Linked DNA regions of Homo sapiens: region 2 is linked to region 1. A link is an interaction called in ENCODE POLR2A ChIA-PET data of the cell type or tissue named here. Cell type or tissue: IMR-90. All regions are shown on one strand.

Region 1 (8,000 bases):
ACTCTTGGCCTTAACCAATCCTCCTGCCTTGGCCTCCCAAAGTGTTGGGATTACAGGTGGGAGCCACCTCTCAGGGCCTAAGAGTTTTCTTATATATCAGCAATAACTAATTCTAATGTAATTGGAGAAAAGAGCCCATCCACAATGCCCTTCAAATATCAGAAATCTCTAGGAATAAACCTGGCAAGAAATGTATGAGATCCTTTTGTGGAAAACTGTGGAACTGGCGGGGTGCGGTGGCTCACGCTAGTAATCCCAGCACTTTGGGAGGCCGAGGCAGGTGGATCACCTGAGGTCAGGAGTTCCAGACAAGCCTGGCCAACATGGTGAAACCCTGTTCTCTACTAAAAATACAAAAATTAGCTGGGCGCGGTGGCTCACGCTAGTAACCCCAGCACTTTGGGAGGCCAACGCAGGTGGATCACCTGAGGTCAGGAGTTCCAGACAAGCCTGGCCAACATGGTGAAACCCCATCTCTACTAAAAATACAAAAATTAGCCAGGTGTAGTGGTTCATGCCTGTAATCCTAGCTACTTAGGAGGCTGAGGCAGGAGAATCACTTGAACCCAGGAGGAGGAGGTTGCAGTGAGCCGAGATCGCACCATTGCACTCCAGCCTGGGCAACAAGAGTGAAACTCTGTCTCAAAAAAAAAAAAAAGAAAAAGAAAAGAAAAAAGAAAAGAAAACTGTGGGACTTTAAGAAAAAAACATAGAAGACCCGAATAAAACAAAGGATGCCATGTTCTGTAATGGGAAGATTCGAAACTTTAAAAATGTTAATGCAAACCGATGTTAAAGACTAGATGCAACTGGCTTGCCTTCCCAGATATCCAAATATATGCTAAAAGCTAGGGTAATTAAAATAGTGCAGTGTTGTTGTAGAAATAGGAAAACTGTCAATAAAACAGCTAGAATGTGTATGAGAATTTAATATATAGTTAAAGAGATAATTCAAATTAGTAGCGGAAAGAATATACCATTTAATGGTGTGGGAACCATGAGATATAGCTAGATCCATTCCTTATGCCATATAGGTCAGTAAATTATGATTGGATTAAAATTCAAATCTGAAAATCAAGACAGTAAAAATACTGGAAGTAAATTTAGAAGAATTATTTTCTAGTTTTGGAGTAGTTTCAAAATACTCATGCGAGACGCAAAACTCAGAAACTAAAAGGAAAAGAGGAGGTATTTGACTAATACTGACTTTGGATATAGGAGTTGAATGAGAAGCAGGGAACTTTTCAGTTCATTATTCTTTATATATACTGTATACACACACACACACATACATATTTTAAAAGAACTGTTCAAGCTCTATACATGTAATTTTTTTTTTTTTTTGAGACAGAGTCTCGCTCTGTTGACCAGGCTGGGGTGCAGTGGCGCGATCTTGGCTCACTGCAAGCTCCGCCTTCCGGGTTCACACCCTTCTCCTGCCTCAGCCTCCGGAGTAGCGGGGACTACAGGCGCCCGCCACCACGCCCGGCTAATTTTTTTTGTATTTTTAGTAGAGACGGGGTTTCACCGTGTTAGCCAGGATGGTCTCGATCTCCTGACCTCGTGATCCGCCCGCCTCGGCCTCCCAAAGTGCTGGGATTACAGGCATGAGCCACCGCGCCCGGCCCTATACATGTTATTTTTTAAAAACAAGAGAACTTTAAAAAATGTAACAAAAACGTACATCAAAAAATGTATACTTCAGACCTTGAAGAAATATATTCTACATTTTTACAGCAGACATTAATGAACCTTTAGTCCTGTGTGCCTGTGGCTGACTGCCACAATTACTACTTGAGACCGTCACTATGACAGTTATTACCGTTACTACTTGAGACCGTCACTACGACAGTTATTGTTACTACTTGAGACCGTCATTACAGGACTGAACGAAAGGACAAACGTAGAAATGATTAAAGAAATCTGTTTTAAAGGAAGGGGAAACCGGGAAGAAGGGAGCTCCCTGCTTCTAGTGAGCGAAGGCAGCCCCCCGAGCTTCCACAGCCCTTCGCATTCATTGGGAGAATGAGCAGGGAGGAGGCCCTAAGACTGGTCAGCTGTTTGATTATCACAAGTTCTCATTACTAACAGGCTTCAGTTGTGTCTAATCCTAAACACTTGCACCTGGGTGGTGACTGCCCTCAGCAGTCCTTCTGGGCGGCAGACACAGGTTGTCAGTTTGCCAACACCCTGCTCTCATGAGAAACAGTTTGCTGCTTACTCACGTGGCCTCCAGTGGTATACTGAGTTGATCACGACCCTCAATCTTTCGGCCCCTAAGAGCCGCAGGGGGGTGGGGAGGTGCCAGGCTGCTGAGGCCTTTGGGTTCCTAGGCTGCTGGCATTTTAAAACCACCACTGTATTCCACCTCCCCTTGGATAACACGCAGAAACAGGCCAAGAAGAAATTACCTGCTGTTGGTTATTTCTATTTCAAATGAATACTAGCTGAACATTTACTAAATGACATTGTCAGGTTTCAGCAAAAGCGGCCTGTAATAGTTGGGTGAGGACAGGGAAAGACTTTGAAATGGGCAGAAAAGATTACGGGATGTCCTGCAGGTTCAGTGTGCTTTGGCCTATTTTTCAACTGTCTAAATTTTCGCCGCCAAAGTCGCCAAAACCGCCTCCGCCGCAGCCTCCTCAAAAGCCGCCCCCGCCGCCGCTGCAGCCAAAGCCTCCTCCTCCTCCTCTTCCTTCTCTCTCCTCCCTCACCTCCTCCTTCCTTCTAGGAAGCTTACTGGAGTGAAACTTGAACGTTTTCAAAAAAGGTTAACGCAAATGATTCTTGTCCAAAGAAACAGAAATAATAGAAGTGTGAAGGGGCGTGGGAGGGGGTTGACATGTGCCGCGTTCAGGCCCGGGGCACCGGCGAGGGTGGGCGTGTGAGCGGGGGGTGGGGGCGTTAACGGTGTCTTCTCCCCACAAATGAAAGAGAAATAGTAAATTCTCCTGGGGTGGCGAATCAGGTGGGAAGGTGGAGCCCACAATCTTTGCAAACTCTCTGGGGAGCCAGGGGTTGGTAGCTGGGAAGACTGTTGGGTGGTGACCCTGGGGGAGGGGAAGGGGCCGGGGAGCGGGGAACGGGGGCAGCCCCTGGGGAGGAATGGGAGAGGGAGGAGGACGCCAGGGGCACAGGGACAGCCTCCGGGGCGGGGCGCGGCGCCAGCCTAGCCCGAGGATGGAGGCTGAGGCCGCCTGTTGAGTCACAGGTAAGGGGAGCCGCTCTGGCCAGGCCCAGGGCCGCCCTCGTTCCTCCCGGAGCGCAGCGACAGCTCCTCCCCGCGTCTCGGGTTTCAATGGCTCGACCTGCCGGAAAGCCCCGGGCCCGCGCGCTGCAACAGGATCCCGTAAACAGCGCGCGGCGGCCAGGGAAACTTTCCCCGGAGCCGGCGCCGGGGTGCGGCGAGCCGCGCACCTGTTGTTGCCTCGGGACTGAACTGCAGCGGCGGACCGGCGAGCGGGGGGCCTGGACGTCGAGTGCGGGGCCGGCGGGGCCCCCGCACTCACCCTCGGGAGCGTTTAAGTCCCTCCCGGGAAGAAGGGGGAGGAAATGCTCGGGGGAGCCGGAAGAGGCACTGCCAGCATCAACTCCACGCGCGCCCCGGCCTCGGCGCCCGGCCTCGGTCACGGCTTCTCTCGGAGGTCCCCCGGGGACACCGGGCGCCGGGACTGACCCGGGCTTGCTTCCCAGGCGCGGGAGCGTGGGGAAGTCCCTGCCTTCCCAGGGTCTCCGCTGTCTTGTCTGTGAAATGGGAACCGCACAGTGGGGGAGAATTCTTTACGGCCGCTCGGGTTACTGCCAGCGCCCCTTCCGCCCCCGCCACCTTCCCTGCGCCGGGACGCCTCGGCTGTGGTCGGGGGCGCAGAGGTGGAGCGGGTCGGGGTCGCCGGAGCCCGGGCTTCGTGCCATTTCTGGCCCTGGAGCGCGCGCGTCCCCGAGCCTGTCGCTTCCCGGGCCCCAGGGGGTGCCATGCTTGGCCCTATCTCCAGAAAACCAGGCAGAGCGGGTGCACCTTCTGAATCTGAAAGCACGTGAAACAAAACACCCCAAAGCCCACCAGCCCCTGAGGTGCTCGGATAGGAGCAAGAGTAGCGCCCTTGGATGCTGAGAAAGTGCCTCTTTACCTCCTGCCCCTTCCCTTCTCCTTGTGGGGACATGTGGCGGGGCCGGGTGTGAGAATGAGACCCGTTTCCCGAGGGAAGGAGGGCGCGGTGACCGGCTGTTCCGGCCCCTACACGTCCAGTCCGACCCGTTAGGCGCCCTGGCCGCAGGTGGCCCGCCCTCCCCAGCAGCAGCTCAGCCGCAGACTGGCCACTTTCTCCCGCCACACGTCTCGGTAGGGAACAAAAAATCTCATAAAGGCTCCTCTACCTTTTCTTGGAAGGCAACTTTAGAGGCGATTTACGCTCTTTTATGACTTGCTCTAAAAGCTGTGACTTAGAGTTGCTTTTCTGCTGATTTTAGGCGAGTTAAGGAGGGAAGGTAGCGATTAGCCAATTGTATGGATTAGTTACATTTTTCGTGGACGTTTTAGTTGGCCTAGAGATTGAGAAAGGGTTTTTTGTTTATTTGTGTGTTTGTTTTGAGACAGAGTCTCTGTCACCCAGGCTGGAGTGCAAAGGCGCAATCTCATCTCACTGAAACCTCCGCCCCGCCCCCACCCCCTCCCGGGTTGAAGCAATTCTCCTGCCTGAGCCCCTCGAGTAGCTGCTTCTACAGGCGCCCGTCACCATGCCCGGCTAATTTTTGTATTTTTAGTCGAAACGGGGTTTCACCTTGTTGGCCAGGCTGGTTTCGAACTCCTGACCTCAAGTGATCCGCCCGCCTAGGCCTCGCAAAGTGCTGGGATTATGGGCCTGAGCCACCATGCTCGGCCGAGAAAGGTTTTTTGTCTTTCGTTTTGGAAGGGGAGATACTATTTCTTTTTTGATTGTTTTCTCTATGCTTCTTTCTAGAAAGTTGGGTTTCACGGTTGTGGATGGCAAGTACTGTTTCCAGTTTACATGTTGGAGAACTAGGACGAGGAAAAAAAGTGATTTGCTCTTTGAATCTCATCTTCCTCATCTACAAAATAGAGGAGATTCTGCCCACTTAGGGGCTTATTGTAGAGCAGTATTACACCGAGGTGCTCCCAGAAGCTCCTCCCTGCCCCTAGGCCTGTGAGTGATTTCATGAGTCAGAGGGTTCCTTCCAAGGATTGCTTTAGAGATCTGTCTTACTCTACCCAGTCTCCTTGCATTTTAATGGGAAAAGTAATGGTAATTTCATCTGCTGGAAAAGTATAGTTGGCTTAAAACAGTTAAAGGATTTTCCTGTATTTATTTCAACTTTTGCTGTGGCTTTGATGGTTACTGATGGCCAAGATGACACACAGCAGTTGCACATTAATCATTTCAACATGTGCTACGTCCTAATGGACTGGAGTTTTACATAGCTGAACCATTGCCTGAACTTTGGTAGCCTCTTTCCAAAAAGAGCTTGAGCAAATCATGTCTACTTGGGAATCTGATTTCCTGTAGCAAGGAAGCAGGAAACTAAGAATTAGGCTTTCCGGTAAGGCTGTATCCCAGGTCCCGCGGCGCTCTAGTGCTGAAACACAGCGAAAGGCGCACGACATCCCCTGGGAGCTGTGCTGTCTGTATAGGGCTCCTCACTGTTGGTGTGTCTGGTTTCCAGGAGGCAGGCGTGCTGTCTGAAGAGGCTTTGGAAGTACCCCAAATAATTCAGTTCTTGACCTGCCCCAGGGCCACACACATGCATATGCTCTCTCTGTCTCTCTGTCTGTCTGTCTCTCTCTCTCTCTGTCTCTGGATTTCTCAGAGTGTGTATGTGTTTTTAATTTCCCCGATGCTGCAGACCTTCTTAGGTTCCACCAGACCATCTGTTGCTGTCATTTCAGCTTGGAGTGCAGTGGAAAGAAAAAAGAAAGACACAGCCCGATTCTGTTACCACCCTCATCCTTTACCTTGGCCTTCCAACATCTATAAGAACTTAACCTGCCTTGTAAGGATTAGATGAGACTGTGTGCATAAGAACCGACCGCCAGGCCCGTGGCAAAACTGAGAGTAGATTGTGGAGAAAGCCATTTGTTCTGACCTCCTCCCTTCTGTTTACATACAAAACCAAAGCCTTTGTGAGAATTGTGTATGTTATGACCTTCATTTAGGAAGTCAGTTAAGTGTTTGAATTTGGAAAAGTTGGGTGTTCTGACAATTTACACTGGTAATAAAGCAGAGAGGGGCCAGTGCGGTGGCTCAAGCCTGTAATCCCAGCACTTTGAGAGGCCAAAGTGGATGGATCACCTGACGTTAAGAGCTCGAGACCAGCCTGGACAACATGGTGAAATCCTGTCTCTACTAAAAATACAAAAATTAACCGGGCTTGGTGGCGGGTACCTGTAATCCCAGCTACTTGGGAGGCTGAGGCAGGAGAATCGCTTGAACCTGGGAGGCAGAGGTTGCAGTGAGCCGAGATGGCACCACTGCACTCTAGCCTGGGTGACAGAGCAAGACTCTGTCTCAAAAAAAAAAAAAAACAAAAAAAAACAGGGCTAGTAGACTAGAAAGATAGCAGGTGAGGAGGAAAATTGAGGGTGACTCAGAAGCTTGGGTTTGGGGACGGGGAACAGGGACAGTGGTGACACCCATAGAGGAACTGGCTCTCAGCGGGGGAAATGGTGCAATAGAGACATAGTGATTTCAGAGTGTTTCAGGACGTATACCTCCCATTGCAGATACGAAGAATTGGGCAAAAACTCTAACTCCCGAGCTTAGGGGGAATTTAAGTGCTAATTCTAGAAAAGCCAGTGCCTGCACCTGAGCTCTGAGGGACCCCCTGTTACTTAGTGGAGAGCGAGCAGAGCAGATGGAACCCCGGGAAAGGCTGTCTCATCCTTTGGAGCATGAGAGGAGAAGAGGAGCTGAGGACAGGGGCAGAAAGCTCAGAGAGTGAGAAGTGCTGAGGACCTGGTTTTGAGACAAGGCTCCAAAGGAGGAGAGACCAAAAAGGAAAGAGGCCAGGGGCGGGCCTGATGCTGAGGGAGAGTGAGACATGTGCAGGTTTGGAGAGGCCCAGAAAAAGATCAGGGAGGGGAGAGTTGGTATATCTCGGGACGTTGAACAGGGTTGGGCATAGCTGCCATTTCCAAAGGGTTTGTGGGAATAAGAAAAAGGAGGAGGCTGAGCTTGAAGCATTAGGGAAGGGGGCTTTTCCTTTGTGTTTTTGGGTGGGGGAGGCTTGAATACATTTTTAGTAAACTAACCTTTAGGAACAGTTTACTATATGCCACGTATGGTGCTAAGCCCTTTCCTACATTACCTTAAATGATTTTAACAATAAATAGTAAACATGGATCCAAAAGTTCCCCCTTATCCAGGGGAATATGTTCCAAGACCCCCAGTGGGTGCCTGAAACCGAGGACAGGACCGAACCCTGTATATACTAGGCATGAATTTCTCTTTCTTTCTTCACAGACAGCTTCATGGATAGAAATTTGTTTTTACTGCAGATCTTAGCAAGTTCATTATAGGATTTTTTCTTTCTTTCTTCCCTTACTAAATTGAGAACTTTCACCTTTTCGCTTAAAGAAAACACTTTACTAGCTGGGCATGGTGGCTCATGCCTGTAATCCCAGCACTTTGGGAGCCCGAGGTGGGCAGATCGCTTGAGCCCAGGAGTTCAAAACCAGCCTGGGCAACATGGCGAAACCCTGTCTCTACAAAAAAGTGCAAAAATTGGCCAGGTGTGGTGGTACACACCTGTAGTCCCAGCTACTTGGGAGGCTGAGGTGGGAGAATCACCTGAGCCCAGGGAGGTTGAGGCTGCAGTGATCTGTGATGGTGCCACGGCACTCCAGCCTGGACGACAGAGACTTTGTCTCAAAAAAAAAAAAATATATATATATATATATATACATATACATATATATACACACATATATGAAGGAAGGAAGGAAAGCAAGCAAGCATCACTTCACAGCATCTCTTTGGCATTTCTGA
Region 2 (8,000 bases), 200 kb before region 1:
GGGAGGAAAGAGACTGGGCTTACCTCTTGTCCCATTCACTCCAAATCTCTCAGTGCGTAGGATAGGGTCCATCTGGTCCAAAGGAGAGTTTTGTGTGACTCTGTGTGTTGGAGTGTTTTCGAAATGCAGAGAAATTCAGAGCTTCTCTAGCTTTGGCTAGAGAAGGAACAATGGAAGTGAGTCTTATTCTACCTAAGTTTGATGTGGGGCAGCCTGTTCTGTAGTTGCCTTCCAAGCCCTTCTTCTTTCTGATGCTTTCTTGGTACCATTGCCCACATGCTGCCTCCACCCTGGATGAGGTCTAGACCTGTTACATTGATTCTCAACTAATTAAAAGTCAATATGGTAAAATATTTGCAGCATTCCTTCTCCTTCCCTGTGTTCATTTCTGAAGCTCAACAGTCTTCCATACTCAAGCTGTGGGGAGGTCCCTTTCTCCTTTGACACCAGCCATTTTGTGATCTGCCCTTTCAGGCCACCCCAGCCACCCTACTTTCCCAGTCTTGCCTCTGCCTACTTCACCTCTTCTCTCGAACCTCAGAAGCTTCTGGAGTCTTCACAGTGGCCCTAATCATGGGTCTCATCCTTGTTTTCCTGTCTCTTTGAGGTTCCAGCAGCCAGCTTTGCCTCATCAGGCCTTTCTCTGAAATTCCCATCAATAACTACAAGATCTGCCCAGTACCTTGTGCATATCAGGTCTCAGGAAATTGTGAGTTTCTTGTTTCATTAAACATTTTTCTTTCCAGGAATCATCATTCATCGCATTGCCATATGTGTCCAGATCCCCCTTTTCAGGGAGCCAGTAATTCGAAAGCACTTGCCTGTGTTGAATATGGTGGAAAAAACAAATGTCAACCCTAGCCGGCCATCACTCCCCATCGGCCCACCCCATTCTCTTGTGCCAGTAGGACTTGCCTGTGTTTTCTTTGGGCAGTTCAAAGTTGGGCTCTTGAGAAGTTGCCTGTAAATTCAATTGAAGTGACCAGATCTCATCCTTACCCACTCTGTAGCTGCAGATAATAAACACTGGGGACTTCCCTTGTGCCTGTGTTTTAATGTAACCTTAAGACTTGATGCTCCCTGGAGTGTAAGAATATGAATAGCTACTCGCTGTGGATATTGCAGTTAATTACTCCTTCCTGTCCCATGTGGTCCCCAGAGGAATATGAGATTGCCACAAACATGGCAGCTTTCTTTGGGGAGGTGGGAGAGGGAGATGAATCTTGGGGCAAGGCACATTCTCATAACCATGTGGCTCCAGAAAGCTGCCTGACTCAGAGAATGGCTATAAATGCCCGGTTGTATGGATCTGAGATCCTCAAAGCCAGGTTCATTCACTTATTTATTAATTTAACAAACATTAGGCAGCTGTGGTGCTCTGTCTGCTCCAGCAGTGATCAAGACAGAAAAGATTTCTTCAATGCTGCGTGTGGTGGCTCACACCTGTAATCCCAGCACTTTGGGAGGCCAAGACAGGCGGATCACCTGAGGTCAGGAGTTCAAGAACAGCCTGGCCAACATGGTGAAACCCCGTCTCTACTAAAAATACAAAATTAGCTGGGTGTGGTGGCCCATGCTTGTAATCCCAGCTACTCGGGAGTCTGAAGCAGGAGAATGGCTTGAACCCGGGAGGCAGAGGTTGCAGTGAGTGGAGATCATGCCACTGCACTCCAGACTGGGCAGCAGAGCGAGAATCTGTCTCAAAAATAATAATAATAATAATAATAATAATAATAATAATAGTAAGAATACTGGGGTGGGGATGGTAGGATGCACAGTAAAGAGAATAATAAGCTAGTGATGAGCATCTAAGAAGAAAACACAAAACAGTACTGTCATCACAATGCAGGAGTGCTGGGTTGGGGGCCAGGTGTGGTTGAGGGGTGCTGTATTACGCTGGGTAGTCATTGAGGCCTCTGTGAAAAGGTGGCATTTAGACTAAGGGAGATTGGAAGGTCCAGCCATGGGAAGTTCAGGAGAAAGGATAAGAAGAAAAAGCTGTCACATGGGCACAGACTGATGACCAGCAAGGCTGGAACTTGGAAGATGAGGGAAACTGAGAGTGATTGTCAGCTCAGGCTGCTTTGACAAATTACTGTAGCCTGGGTGGCTTAAACAATAGACATTGCAGCATTCCCTCTCCCTCTCTGTGTTCATTTCTGAAGTTGAATAGTCTTCCATACTCAAGCTCTGGGGAGATCCCTTTCTCCTTTCACACCAGACATTTCGTGATTTGCCCTTTCTGACCACCCCAGCCCTACTTTCCCAGTCTTGCCTCTGCCTACTTCACCTCTTCTCTCCAGCGTCATGGTTGGAGAAGCATATTCTCATGGTTCTGGATGCTGAAAGTCCAAGGTCAGGTGTCAACAAGGTCTGGTTCTAGTGAGGGCTCTCTTCCTGGTTTGCAAACAGCTACCTTCTCACTGTATCCTCATATAGTGGTGGGAGAGAGCAAGCTGTGGTGTCTCTTCACTGATTAAGGACATTAATCCAATTGTATCAGGGTCTCACCCTTATGACCTCATTTGATCTTAATTGTCTCCTTAACAGCCCTACCTTCAACAGAGTCACATGAGGGGTTAGGGTTCCTACATATGAATTGGCAGGGTGGAGGTGGGAGGTGGCCGGGGATGAGACACAATTGATTTCATAGCGTCGAGTTATAAGATGGGTCACAGTATTAGATGGGACCAGAGCAGAGAGGGTCTGTAGGCCATGGCAAGAGTGAGAATTTACTCAATACACAGTGGAAGTTGGGGATGAGTGAGAAGCACAAGAGTGGCACACTGATTTCTACAACAGTCAGTCTAGCTGCTGGGTGGAGAAGGGGAGAAGGAGGAATAGTGGAAAAAGCAGGGAGACCGCTTAGGAAGCTGCTGGGACCGTGCATATGAGAGATGTTGGTGGCTTGAACCAGTGCTGGGTTTCTCAGCATTGGCAGTATTGACATTTTGGGTGAAATAATTAGTTGGGGAGTGGCAGGGCGGGGGGTAGGGGTGCAGTCCTGAACCAGTGCCAGGTTTCTCAGCATTGGCACTGTTGGCATTTTGGGTGAGATAATTAGTTGTGGGGGGCTGTCCTGTGTATTGCAAAATGTTCAGCAGCTTCACTAGTCTCTACCTGCTAGATGCCAGAAGCCCACCCACCCCGCCCCCTAGTCATGACAATCAAAAATGTATCTAGACATTGACAGATGTTAACCTGGGATTAGGGGGTGGGGAGACCAAAATTGTACCCTGTTGAGAACCACTGGACCAGAGTCATAGCAATTTGTAGTGGATAGATTTAGGAATATTTGAAGACTTGTAAAATATAGCCTGAAGGGAATGGAGACTGGGAGAGTGAAAGATACCTCTGAGACATTTTGGCTTGGACAGAACAGGGGGTGGAGGCTTCCATTCCTGAGCTGCAAAGGAGTGGGGAGGGAGGAGCAGTGTAGTTTGGGAAGTGTGTGGTGGAGAAGGCAGATGGGGCAGGAGCTCTGTCTTGCATCTCTCAGGTCAGAAATGCCTCAGACATCCAGGGGGGGCAAGCTAAGATGGAGTTGAACACAGCAGTGTAGGGCTCAGGGGACAGGCCAGGAATGGAGAGAAACATTTGGCACTCATCTACTTGTAGCTTCCCTGTCGAGAAAAATGAAATCATCCAGGGGTTTTCAAATTCAGTGGTCTCTGGACCCCTTCACACTGTTAAAAATGGAAAACCCTGCCACTGTCTACATGTTTATGTTGCCCCAGTAATCTATGCATTGAAACCTAATCACCATGTGATGATATTAGGAGCTGGGGCCTTTAGGAAGGGATTAAATCGTGAGGGTGGGGGACCTTTATGAATGAGATTGTGCCTTTATAAAAGAGAGCTGCTTTGCCTCTTCTGCTAGAAGGTGCCCTCCGTGAACCAGAAAGTGGAGCCCTCACAAGACACTGAATCTGCCAGTGCCTTGATCTTGGACTTCCCAGACTCTAGAACTGTAAGGAATAAGTTTCTGTTGTTTAAAAGCTACCTAGTTTAAGGTGTTTTGTTATAGGTGCCCAGACAGGCTAGGACAAACGCCAATAAGCTTTCGTTTATGTGGGTTGTATCCATTGATACTTGCTGTATGAAGAATTAAAATTAATAACTTTAAAAAGATTTATTGATTCAGAAACAGTAACAAAACTTAATATGCGTTAACGTACTTTTATGTTGGATAAAAACTATATCCCACCCCAGTATATGAATAGAGTGGCATTGTTTTATGTGTTTAATCTCTGGCTTAACAGAAGGCAATTGGATGATCATACCTGCTTCTATGTTTATTCTGCTGCCAATATCACACAGCTTCTGGAAACTTCCACGGCACACATTCATGAGACAATAAGAGTTAAAAAGGTAAACAGTGTCTTAGTAGTGTATGAAAATAGTTTAATCTCATAGACCCCCTGAAAAAGCTGCAGAATCCTTACGCGTTCACAAACCACACTTTGAGAACTAAAGATCAAGGAGTACAGTTTTCTCATTTTTATGCTGTTCAGAGTGTGGTTGAAGTTCAGCCATCACTAGTCCTTCACGGATAGTTCATACCCCAAGTTGATGGCCTTGTGGAATTGCTGATGCTATTTTCATATATATATATATATATAATTCTAGCCTTTTTCTCTGGTCTTATAAGAGTCACATACGTAGGTAATTTCATATCCTACAAATATGTTCTAAACAGCAGAATATTCCAGGAAACCTTAAGTGATAACTGAGTTGAAAGAGTCATATTTTTTAAGCAATACAATTTAAATAATTTTTAAAGGAAACATTTCTAAAGGACGTTTTACATTGCTTGCATTAAAAAGAATATAATGAACATAATCCAACTTTTTCTCAATACTCAGGGTCATCACTGTGAAAGTAACTTCATTCTATGATAAGATAATGATGCTCCCAGGTGGGCAAGGCAGTTTTTCATCTAAGGTAATTGAGACACCTTTTAAAAGCAAAAGATAAATTCACAGACCCTCAGTGTCATTATAAATTACTTGGTATAAAGATACTTAAATACCTACAGCCTTATAAGGCCTAGGTGTCAATTTTTTACGCTTGCAGATCTTTTACAACTGTAAGTTAAATGATTTTACACATTAAGTGCATATAAAACAAAAAGATTCAAACCCAAATATTAATTTAATGACATGGGTAATATTTTGCTAAAAGTAAACCACTGCTCAGAATGTGAATAAACTGACCTCGAAGGCCTGAGTACGTTTGAATTACGGAACACCTCTCTTTGACATCACAATTGAATTTTTTCTTTAAGTATCGCAAGGCCCCAGTTCACGGAAGTACCACAACATAAATTGGTCTTCACTTGGTATGTGAACACATATTTATATGTTAAATGTGTCTTTTCTTTTTGGTGTACAACAGCTAGAGTAATGCAGTTTGCTTGCAATGTGTTTTTTATGTAAATGCTGATGCCGAATCCACTTGGCAGCACTGAGTTACAAGAAGGTTAAGTAGATGAACTAGAAGATGGATAAACGAAGATAGATAAAATGAAGAAAAACAAAAATCAAGGAGAACTCAGGCGTCCAAGAGTGTGTAAACAACTTCTGGTGTGAGACGCGCTACATTGCGCTAAATGGCCTGTGCGCTTCTGGTTTTTCCCTTCCTCTGTTGATTTTTTATAGTTGTCTTTTATTTTAAACACGCCTCCCCCCCCCCTTTTTAAACTGATTTTACCATCACTCTCTCTAGCCCTGCCTCCCTAGAATTAGCTGCTTCTTACCTCCCTTGGATCTGGAACTTAAATATTAACGTGTATATAAGTTAATAGTAAGTAGACCGTGAATTTAGAAGAGTAAAACAGAATCATGAGTACGTAGTCACTGTGGCCCCTTTTCTGCTGGATTTCAAGTTCGTAAGCATTTTTGGAAGAGAGTCGAAGGGGAAGGGGTGGCTTGCCAGTCAGTTGAGTGATGCGTGAGGGAGGCGTTAAATGTGCATGATGCACTAAAATGCATGTTTCGAGATCCAGTATGACTGCTCTTCCATAGATGATGAAACCAAGGCAGAGAAATAAGATGTAACTCTCTTACCTTGATTAGTGATGAGAATGGGACAGCTTTATTCATGAAACCCGGAAACCACTAGCCCATTCTTGGGATGATTGATATCTGCAAGGATCTTCAGGAATAGAGTACCTGGGGCTCAGGAGCCAAGACTAGAAGTGTTGAAAGGTGAGCAGGAATTAGCTGCTGGCCTCAGACGTGGAGAGACACACGGGTGTATGTGTGCACACACACACACAGGCACATGTATATTCATGATGGCTTCTTAATTCCCACTCCAGGCCAACTCATTTCCCTTTCCCTTCCACAGGTACTTATACCATAAAAGGTATATGAAGTGCTAAAATACTTGTAGGTATGTTGTCAATATGAGCTACTCTGTAAATGATAAATAATAATTGACTGGTGAGTCTAGGCAAGGCAAGTCAATGAGATTACAAGAAAAGAGATGTTAGGCCTTCAGAAAGATGGAAATTTCTCTTTGTCCCTGCAGGGACTGTTGCAGAGCATTAGAGCCACCCTCAAACAGTTACCCAGTGAGTCTCCTCAAAGCAAGTGGCACTGAGATACAACCTTCCTACAGGTTTTCAAGTCATCTCGTGTGGTGCACAGTCCTCGCCCTACCTCGAAGGCCCGGGCGAAGTTTTCCTGAGTGTGTATACTCATCTCTTTGTGTTGTCTCTGGCAGGGAGCAAGTGAGTACAGGATTGGAGTAATAGGCATTTTTAGGCTTGAGATGGCTTTGTGTGTTTGGTTAATGTCACTACATTTCCTAGGGGATAATAAAAGTCTAGCATGATAAAAGATCTCGTCTTACAAGGTCCCGATGTAAAGTTTGGAGCCTAACTTAGAATTTAAAATAAAATACATTTTGACCCATTGTATTGAGAGCTGGTATAATTTAATATAGTGAGCCCCTCGGCTTCTGGTTGGTTGGGTTATAAAGCTTCTTATTCATTCGCTCATCCATTAATGCATTTCTCCTATGAGGAAGCTTTTTCCTTTGAGCTGAACACACAAAATTAATCGTGCTCGAACTCTCCAAATTTTGTGAGTTCCCTGGTAACTGACTGTATGGAAGACAGAAATAAAAATCAGAATAAACTTTTATTTTCTGAATCAGAAAGCAGTTGCTCCAGCTTTTGGTGGTCACATTGCTAAGATGTAAAAAACAGAAGTTAGGTGAAATAAATTAAGAATAATTATTTTGGAGAAAGAGAGGGTAGTGTTTGACTAAATTAGAAACATTCTCTGAGTCTTAGAAGCGTGAATGATTTAAATGAGGTTCCAGCATAGTATTGCATGTGGTTTCTATTTTAGAGTTTTCCCACTTGAAAACAAACTTTGAGGATTTTTATTGAAGTCCATCAGTTTTAACTTACTCAAAGCTTAGCAGCCACCTTTTGCTTTTCTTCCCGTTCCCCCCACCTCATGCTGTGAAGAAAGTCATACACCATTGTGGTGTTGATTGAAACCTTTATTTCTCCAGGTCTCCTCTCATAAACTGGGCTAAGAAACACAAAGGACATTTGACACTTCATGACTACATAAGATGTGCTGTTCCTCTCTCTTTCTGTTTGAAAGTGACTTGGCAGGGTGAAGTTGAGAACCCCTTGGAAAGGAGGAAGCCGAAATGCAAACAAAGTTGAATCATGAAGTGATGTCACTCTGAACCAATTGGAGCAGTGGTGTCATGTGCCTGGCAGCTACTTCAAATGCCCACAAAACAGGAGTAATGGTTTAAGCTGTTTCCCTCTTCCCCTCCCACCACCAATCAGCAGCAGACTGCTAGAGGACAGATGCAAAACAGTTATTAGACCAGGCTTAGTTAGACATGGAGGATGCATCTTAACAAGTTAGTACCTTTTTGCAAAGCATGAAGACTAATTCAAAGTCTATTTTCTGGTTTTGCTCTACCAGTACGGCCAAAACCATTTCTTTTTAAGTGAGAAGTGGGGA

Evidence for each region. Peaks named below come from ENCODE experiments on the same cell type or tissue, not always from the same donor. Only the 100,000 strongest peaks of a DNase experiment are listed, where the experiment ranks them.
Region 2: POLR2A ChIA-PET joins it to region 1 with 14 read pairs; 2 of 35 experiments call an interaction of 5 or more read pairs at or near these places.

Annotation. Positions count from the first base shown.
Region 1 is chr15:99,011,603-99,019,602 of GRCh38, forward strand. It overlaps LUNAR1 (leukemia-associated non-coding IGF1R activator RNA 1), which reads left to right and starts at 3,102. Exons shown (of 4, transcript NR_126487.1): 1 at 3,102-3,211. RefSeq lists enhancers at 3,211-3,310, 3,676-4,451, 4,161-4,290 and silencers at 3,471-3,550, 3,771-3,840, 3,911-3,970. In IMR-90, no CTCF peak of the experiment used is centred here; DNase peaks (open chromatin) are centred at 3,344 and 5,279; H3K4me3 peaks cover 676 bases; H3K27me3 peaks cover 184 bases.
Region 2 is chr15:98,815,600-98,823,599 of GRCh38, forward strand. The region is part of intron 2 of IGF1R (insulin like growth factor 1 receptor); the gene reads left to right. Among named protein-coding and RNA genes, the nearest start is that of MIR4714, 35 kb to the left of the region's middle. RefSeq lists enhancers at 6,873-7,431, 7,432-7,990. In IMR-90, no CTCF peak of the experiment used is centred here; a DNase peak (open chromatin) is centred at 7,692; H3K4me3 peaks cover 218 bases; H3K27ac peaks cover 42 bases.